Regions from separate parts of the Homo sapiens genome. Here all the other regions are linked to region 2. A link is a loop called in an ENCODE intact Hi-C map of the cell type or tissue named here. Cell type or tissue: Calu3. All regions are shown on one strand.

Region 1 (2,500 bases), 140 kb before region 2:
GGGCTCTAGGGTCAGCTGGGATCGGTCATGTGTTTTAATCTTGGTAGCTGGCAGGTGTCTACATCACTCCATGAAGCTGGGTTCTACCACTGGCTTTTTAAGTTTTATTTTAAATTGACATAATAATTGTACATGGTTATGGGGTACAATATGATGTCTTGATACATATATACATTGTGTAATGATCAAATCAGGGTAATCAGCAACGTGTGCTAATTACCATTGGCTTCTAACTGGTGTGGCTGAGCAGAAGACTTCAGGCTTTAGCAAGTGTGGGCCCTTTAGGATTCCAACCCTGACTTAGGGTGGCTCTGTCCACAGATGAATGGCTATTTTTATGCAGGCAAGAAGATATTGGTATGTAGGTAGGGCTGTAGTTGCTAGCCTTGGAAAGCAGTCAGAATGGAGGCCAAAACATGGAAAGTTCTTTGGGGTAAAAGTCTTTTAGATGTATCTGGAGGCTGAATGACTTTGTGCTGCTGTTTCTCAGCTCTGCCTGTTGGCCAGAACTTGCAAGAGAAGACATAGCTGAGCTCCATGTGCACTGTGAACACCAGCAGTTCTAGCATTAAATGACTAGTACCAGGCCCAAGGAGGCAGCATTATTTTGGCTGTCTCAGAATCCATGAACTACCTTCAGGGACAAAAGAGAGAATATGGCTTTTTGTCATTATGTGGCTTGCCAAAGGCTCTGAAGAGTCACCTAGAAAAAGTATTATATATTCAAAATAAACAGAATATGCCATCTTCTTGGGTTGAGGTAGAGAACAACTCAATAAAATTATTACAAACCCAAGGGCTTATCCCTAGGAACCAGGGAATGAAGGAAGAACGCAAACGCTTTGAAGAATGTGCTGCAGTTTGACAATGGTATCAGGAGCAGTGGAAGATTGGAAACAAAATAAAGAAGGCAAACTGATTAAAAGCTAAAGAAAAGAAAGATTTTCCCTGAGGGAAAGGCTGACATCTTAGAAGACAGGCTAGATAGACATAAACTGTTTAAAAGCCAGAAGATGTGCCTAAGTCTGTCTGCTCCTAAAAAGGGAATCAGACGTGGGGAGGGAGAGCATCAGGATAAACAGCTAATGCATGTGAGGCTTAATACCTAGGTGATGGGTTGGTAGATGCAGCAAACCACCATGAGACATGTTTACCTATGTAACAGACCGGCACGTCCTGCAGGTTTTTATTTAACTATAAAAAAATTAAATAAAAAAATAAAAAGGGGTGAATAAGAAAAGTGGAGAGATCTTTAATCTGTTACTAGATCAGAAAGGGTGACCTGGGCCCAGTGAAAACCAAAGACAGAGGGCAGGATCTCAGAAAACAACTTGGAATTACTCCTCTAGAGGGCGCAAAAACCCAGAAAACTTTTGCAAACTTACTAAAAACGTTCAGAGTCCAAAGTAAGAGCCATGGGGCACTCTCATCCTGATGACTGGGTTAGTGTACAAAGCAGTTACCTATGTGGGCAGGTGTGATATGAAAAGGCTGCGGAAAGCAGCATATAACACTCAAAGAATTCCTAGGTGAGTTTTCAGGTGATAGAGCCAGCGTAGGGGGCATGCAGGTGTTTTCTATGCCCTGAGGGACTTGCTTGAGAAACCTACGAGATCAGAACTCAAAGAGAAGACACAGACAAGATGAGACATATTCTATGTGAACAGACAGGCCAATAATAGAGCAGTTCAGGTTTAGGTTCTCTGCTAATCTGATGGGAGAATATTACCCAGGTGGGATTCTCCAATCTAGAGAAAGGCACAATTTATTTGAAAAGTAGGCGTCTCTGGCATATCAAGAACATAATTTCATTATTTTTCACCACAGGAAAGCCCACATGATGAAATCTAAAGAGATATCTTAGAAAATCAAATTGTTTTGGCTGTAAATCAAAGGGGGAGAGGGAGAAAGCCCTCAAATTTAGTAAACAGGGCTAGTCCCATATGTGTTAGATAAGGGAAGAAACCAAGTTAAGGTTAAATTGTCAGAAATTCTCGGGTCTTCCTAAAAGACTGCTACTGCAGAGAAAGATTACACAGAGAAATGCACCTTAGGCTTCAAATAATCAAAGTCTGAGGGAAGATAAGTGTTTTAAGGAGAACACAGCAGAAGAAATGGTTGTCAGCAGGCTCTTGAGACAACAACAGCACTTTCAGCTCAGGAGTTTTTTTCAGGCGGCCGGGTGCGGTGGCTTACATCAGTAACCCCACCACTTTGGGAGGTCAAGGTGGGTGGATTGCCTGAGCTTAGGAGTTCAAGACCAGCCTTGGCAACATGGTGAAACCCCATCTCCACTAAAAAAAATCCAAAAATTAGCCAGGCCTGGTGGTGTGCGCCTGTAATCCCAGCTACTCGGGAGGCTGAGGCACAAGAATTGCTTGAACCTGGTGAGTGGAGGCTGCAGTGAGCCGTGATCACGCCATTGCACTCCAGCCTGGGTGACAGAGCCAGAGCCTGCCTCAATAAATAAATAAATAAATATATAAAAAATAAAAATAAA
Region 2 (2,500 bases):
TCCTGCCCGCAGCTCCACGGAACGGCTCAGCAGGCGGTCGATCTCAGCAGGCGGCGCGGCTCAGAGCCGCTCCGAGCCCGAAGCGCCTTTGGCGAGCTCCGTGGCGCACAGCACCCGCCGGCGAGGAGAAGCCATACGGACCCTCGGGCTCCTGTCGCGGCGGTCTCCTGCCCTTCTGGGCCTCCGCCTTCGCCCGCTGCTAGGGCTCCGAGCAGCAGCCAGCTGGAGCGGGAGGTCAGCGTGGCGGCGGCTACGCGCGCAGCGCCCGTTTGCGCCGGGAAGCGCCGGCGGCCATCTCCCCGCCCGCGCCCGCCGTGGGAGGAGGGGGCCGCCAGGCGGCAGGGACCGTGCGAGCGAGGAGAGCAGATGAAACTTTATGTACCAGAAGGCGTCCCGACTTTATCCGAGCCCGCCTCTCTCGGGCGCAGAAATAACTTGCGGCTTAGAGGACGGCCGGGGCTTGGGCGCGGGGGCCTCGGGGGTGCGCAGGAGCCTCCTGGACTCCTCTGTGGACAGCCGAGGGCTCCTGTCTGCCTCCGTGGTGGAGGACAAGAAATCAATTAGCCTGAGATTTCTACTACGCCCCCTCCAACTCTCCTAAAGGTCACACAAGCCCTGAGAATTTTCGGGAATCCACACGCTCGGGCGTCTGTGCGTCTCTGCCCAAGTGCAGGGAATCCAGCCTCAAAGTTCGACGCACACAACCCCAAGCCAGACCCGGAGAGTTTAAAGCATCAAGTCTCCAGATTGTCTCTGGCGTCCTGGAGGGACGATCGCTTCATCCCTATCTCTCCTGGCGCAGGTGGCAGCGTCCTGCCGCTCCGGTTGCTCCCCACGCGCGCTTGAGCGGGGTTTTTATAGCCAAGCTGCGCCGTTCACGTGCTCCTCGCCGCGTGGTCCCGGAACCTTTCTGGGAGCGGATCTCCGCGGGTAGTTCCTCCGAGGCCTCCAAGGTTCCTAGGGGCCTTTCTGCTCCCATCAAGGCGCACTCACCGGCTGTTCTGCTCGCCTGACAGCTCCCGGGCCCGTCGGCCGCCAGGTTGCTGGAGCCCCGCGCGGCCGGGTGCGCACCTGGGCCGGGCGGGAGGGTGTGGGTTCTCTGGAGCGCCCCCCAGCGCAACGTTACGCAAAGTGCAGGTGGCCGTGGATTGGGACCGGGGTGCGAGAAATCGGAGCTGGCTGTGGGCAGCAGCTTCTTGTGTGCGCTTCAGCCGCTCTTCAAAGTCAGTGCAACGCGTAGGTCAGCTCCACCTGAAGTTGATCCAGGGCGGCCACAGAGGACGCGGGGCCGTCCTCGGGTTCCGGGCTCAAGGTGGACGGCGCAGGGGTCCAGTCCACGTCCTAGGTGACATGAGACGCAGAGGGACCCAGATGTAAAATCGCCGTCTCCCTTCCACTCCACTGCACCCATGGAAATACTGCATAAGCCAGGACAGGAACGAAGACCTCGCAAAATAAAGTGTAATTGTGTTGGGGGCCAACGGCGCAGGGAGAAGGGAGTGTTTGTAGCCTTAATTGCAGTTTAGTCAATAAATCACTTATTCTGGGCTTCTGGGCAGGAACACCTGTCTTTTAGGGAAGAAGAACAGTTTTTCCAAATCTCTGAGATTGGGGAAGGGGTGGGCGGGCACAGGGTGAGGCAGTTCAGACGCAAGTGTTCTCTTCTTGCCTGGATGGTCCTAACCTAAGCAGCCCGGCCTCCTCTGGGCCTGCACTTCCTCTGGGGCCTGCTGGTGGCAGTGAAGTCCTATGCACTGCTGTTCATTTTTTTACCCCACCCCAGCCCCAACACACACGTTCTGGGGTAACCTCTTTGGAAGAATTGGGTCTCTAGGTTTGTAAGGCTGCCTCTCCACTCCTGAGAACCAGGGGGCAGACAGCAGCAGTTCTTACTTTGTGATAATTTGATGCAACCCGTAAAGAAGGCTTGAACATACCCAGTTATTTAATTGATTCAATTTCTTCACTCCAGAGTCATTCTCGGGTGGAAATGTTCTCAGCAGGAAGGGGGTCCCTGAAAGATCCTCTATTGTCTCAAGAGGTATGGACTGAGAGCTGTGGAAAGGTCATGAATATGCGGTATTTATTGCATATCATCGTGTATGAATATACAGTATCTATTACTGGAGAAAAGAGCTAGGATCACTTTATGCCTGATCTCAATATTGTTTATAAAAGAGTGATTAGAAGTTGCCAGATTGTCAGGGACCTGCCTTCCTGCCTTTCTTTTTTCTCTTACTTCTTTGTTTGTTTCTCTCTTCTCAGAAATAGGATTAGTGTTTGTGTCTTCTGACCTTTGCTTCAGATCTCAAAGTGTTGCATTTTCTTTGGATGACTTTGGGATTTTTGGCAGCCTCTATAACCTAATTAACTGTTCTAGACAGGCCGAAGTTTAGCATCTGCCAGTGTCACTGCAGACCAAGGCTGCAGAGGAGAGAGAATTTCACATTGTCTGTGGGCCACGCTGTAAAAGGCTCTTTGCACAGCCAGCTTTGCCTCA
Region 3 (2,500 bases), 830 kb after region 2:
ATTAGGATAAAATCTCTCTCATTTCTTCTGTTTTCCTACCTCCAAATTTAAAAGCAAGGAGGGATGAGGTGGGACTGTATCTTAGAAAAAATAAAAGGTTTATATTTTACATTTAAAAGATTAGCTACAGGACAGAACAGATTACTAAGTGGTACAAATCACAGTAGGTATTTCTGCAAATAATTACACATCAATTATTCAGTAAAAATTTAATACCACTGATATTTACCAAATAAGAGATGTAACAAAATAATGACTAAGACATAGTCTTCCTCTAGAACTGATGAGATGATCATGAAGATTTTTTGTATCAGTAAGGTAAGTGATAATAATTTTTTGCTCCATATTATGGCTAGAAATGAGCACATAAATACATTTAATGAAAGCAACTATTTGATGACATGTTTCTTTTTATAGAGACAGCCCATAATTGTGCCAGTCTAAAGATAGTGTTCCTTTCATCTAAGTTGAAATTGAAGTTAGAGAATTCTTTGTATTTGCCAAGAAAACACTCAAACTTCTCACATTTTCCTCAAGAGGTATCTACTACCTAAAACATTTTAGATCATGTGGGAAATTCAAGTGCTTATATGAATATTAGCTCTTAATTGCCCTTCTAGATTTTCTAAGTAATTGAAGAATAAATGTAAAAGAAAAAAAAAACTGAACACAAGCCAAATTTCTTCTTTGTACAATATTTCTTGAGCCAGCAGAAGAAAAATAGAAAGGGAGAGACTATGTGTTTTCAAAAGATAGCATTTCTGCCCCCTAACAATAAGAAAACAATGTGCTAGTTATTTGTCTTTCTTTCTCCAAAAAAATTTTTTTAAATACTGGGGATTAATACATACGTCCACAATCATTTCATTCCCAAATAAAAAATTAAGATTTGAGCAAGTGCAGAGAACTGTTTCTGAGTTTACAAGTGCCCCCGTGTGGAAATGAGCAATTATTACTCTTTCACAATTTCATTCTATTAGCTTACTATCACACCTGCTACCTGAGATTTATGAAGATTTCTGATGAAAGTCATCAATTAATCATTCCAACAAGATAATTGTGAACTTTTTAGCCACTCAGATATATTTGATGGCACCATTGATAAATGCGAGCCAAAGATACAAACAAGCATCATTTTGTTTCTTGTATCTGTAATGCTTATTATAGTTCCTGGCACAAAACAGAAGACAAAGACATATTTTTTGAACTAATAAAATTATGATTGTGCAGTCACATAAGCAAGAAATCTAAAGGCACATTCATTCTTCATACTCATTCAGATGGTGAGTATAAAGTAACCAAGTTCCATTGATTATACTTCTGAAATTTCACTCAAATTCAGACCTACTCCATTTTGCTATCCAAGTTTAAGTCCAAAAAGTTTCTTCTCTAATCATTGGTAAAGCCCAGTTTGACCCAACATTCACTACTAGCAGAGGTATTCTACAATAGAAAATTGATTAACTGTCCTTCTGGCCTTTAAGAAAACTGAAGTAGAACTTCTAGTTTGTTTGAGTGAGAAGATTGGCACATTTCGTCCTCAAAAACAAAAATAGCTGTAATACCAAATAAAATATTTAAAAACAAACTTTTTCAAAGCCCTAGAAATTGATGTATGGTAACAAGCAGAAATAATGTCTTTTCTGTAGCGGTCAATACTTAATGCTCTAGTTATCCATGTGGGTAATCATCCTTTGAAGTCATTAAAAGAATAATGCATGATCGAATTAAAATTAAAATTTCAGGTTCCAATTCACATTTGTGAAAAACTTGCTAATCTCAATATATTTGCCCATGTTTTCATAAGATATTTTGATATTTTTTAAAAGATATAAATACTTTGTTGGTTTTTCTTAATCTTCAAGATCCAAATTATCAATAATGCATTTAAGTTAATAAAATTATTTGGTAGTAGAATAATTCTAATAATAAAATAAGGTTAGATTTTTTACTAAACTAATACTTTTATGTACCTTTGTGTAGCCCATTGTAATTAAAACAAACAAAAGCAAGAGTAATTTTGAGCTAAAATTCTATTAGAATTAATAATATTTATTCAGATTTTATTAATGAAGAAAAGAAGGAGGCATAGGTATTTGACATTGAGAATTCAGAGTGCATTATCTTATAAGAGATTCTTTTTAAACTTCTCATTTTATCAAAATTATGAATAATTAGTTTTAAATATGAGTCGTGAGGATTGACAATTGAGTAAAGAGGAATAAAACTTATTGCAAAAATATAAAAAAATATTTTACTTATCTCTTGTCTGATCCTGTTACTCAGTTAATATATAATTATTATACAAAGGTTGAAGTAAGATGGTTTCCAGTATATTAGGGCCAAGGTCTATGCTGTCATTAATACATTTAGCAAAAAGTAGTTTGAAGGGTTTTCGTATTAATATGCCAATGCTGCATTACAGATATGCATGCTGTGCAGTGGCAGCATGCTGCTAGCTGGTAGGATTTTTTTTTCTCCCCATTTCAATAGAATTCCA

Evidence for each region. A loop is a pair of places that touch in the nucleus more often than their neighbours do. Peaks named below come from ENCODE experiments on the same cell type or tissue, not always from the same donor. Only the 100,000 strongest peaks of a DNase experiment are listed, where the experiment ranks them.
Region 1: a loop joins it to region 2, with 8 times the contacts of the local background. A loop is called at or near these places in 7 of 110 quality-filtered maps.
Region 3: a loop joins it to region 2, with 4 times the contacts of the local background. A loop is called at or near these places in 2 of 110 quality-filtered maps.

What each region holds. Positions count from the first base shown.
Region 1 is chr4:37,382,670-37,385,169 of GRCh38, reverse strand. All of the region lies in intron 3 of NWD2 (NACHT and WD repeat domain containing 2), which reads right to left. Among named protein-coding and RNA genes, the nearest start is that of PGCKA1, 70 kb to the left of the region's middle. In Calu3, CTCF peaks have their summits at 1,237 and 1,442; a DNase peak (open chromatin) is centred at 1,359.
Region 2 is chr4:37,242,514-37,245,013 of GRCh38, reverse strand. NWD2 (NACHT and WD repeat domain containing 2) reads right to left here and starts at 271. Exons shown (of 7, transcript NM_001144990.2): 1 at 1-271. In Calu3, CTCF peaks have their summits at 74, 327 (motif pointing right) and 1,133; DNase peaks (open chromatin) are centred at 113 and 1,083.
Region 3 is chr4:36,412,879-36,415,378 of GRCh38, reverse strand. No RefSeq gene overlaps it. Among named protein-coding and RNA genes, the nearest start is that of MIR1255B1, 12 kb to the left of the region's middle. In Calu3, a CTCF peak has its summit at 980 (motif pointing left); no DNase peak of the experiment used is centred here.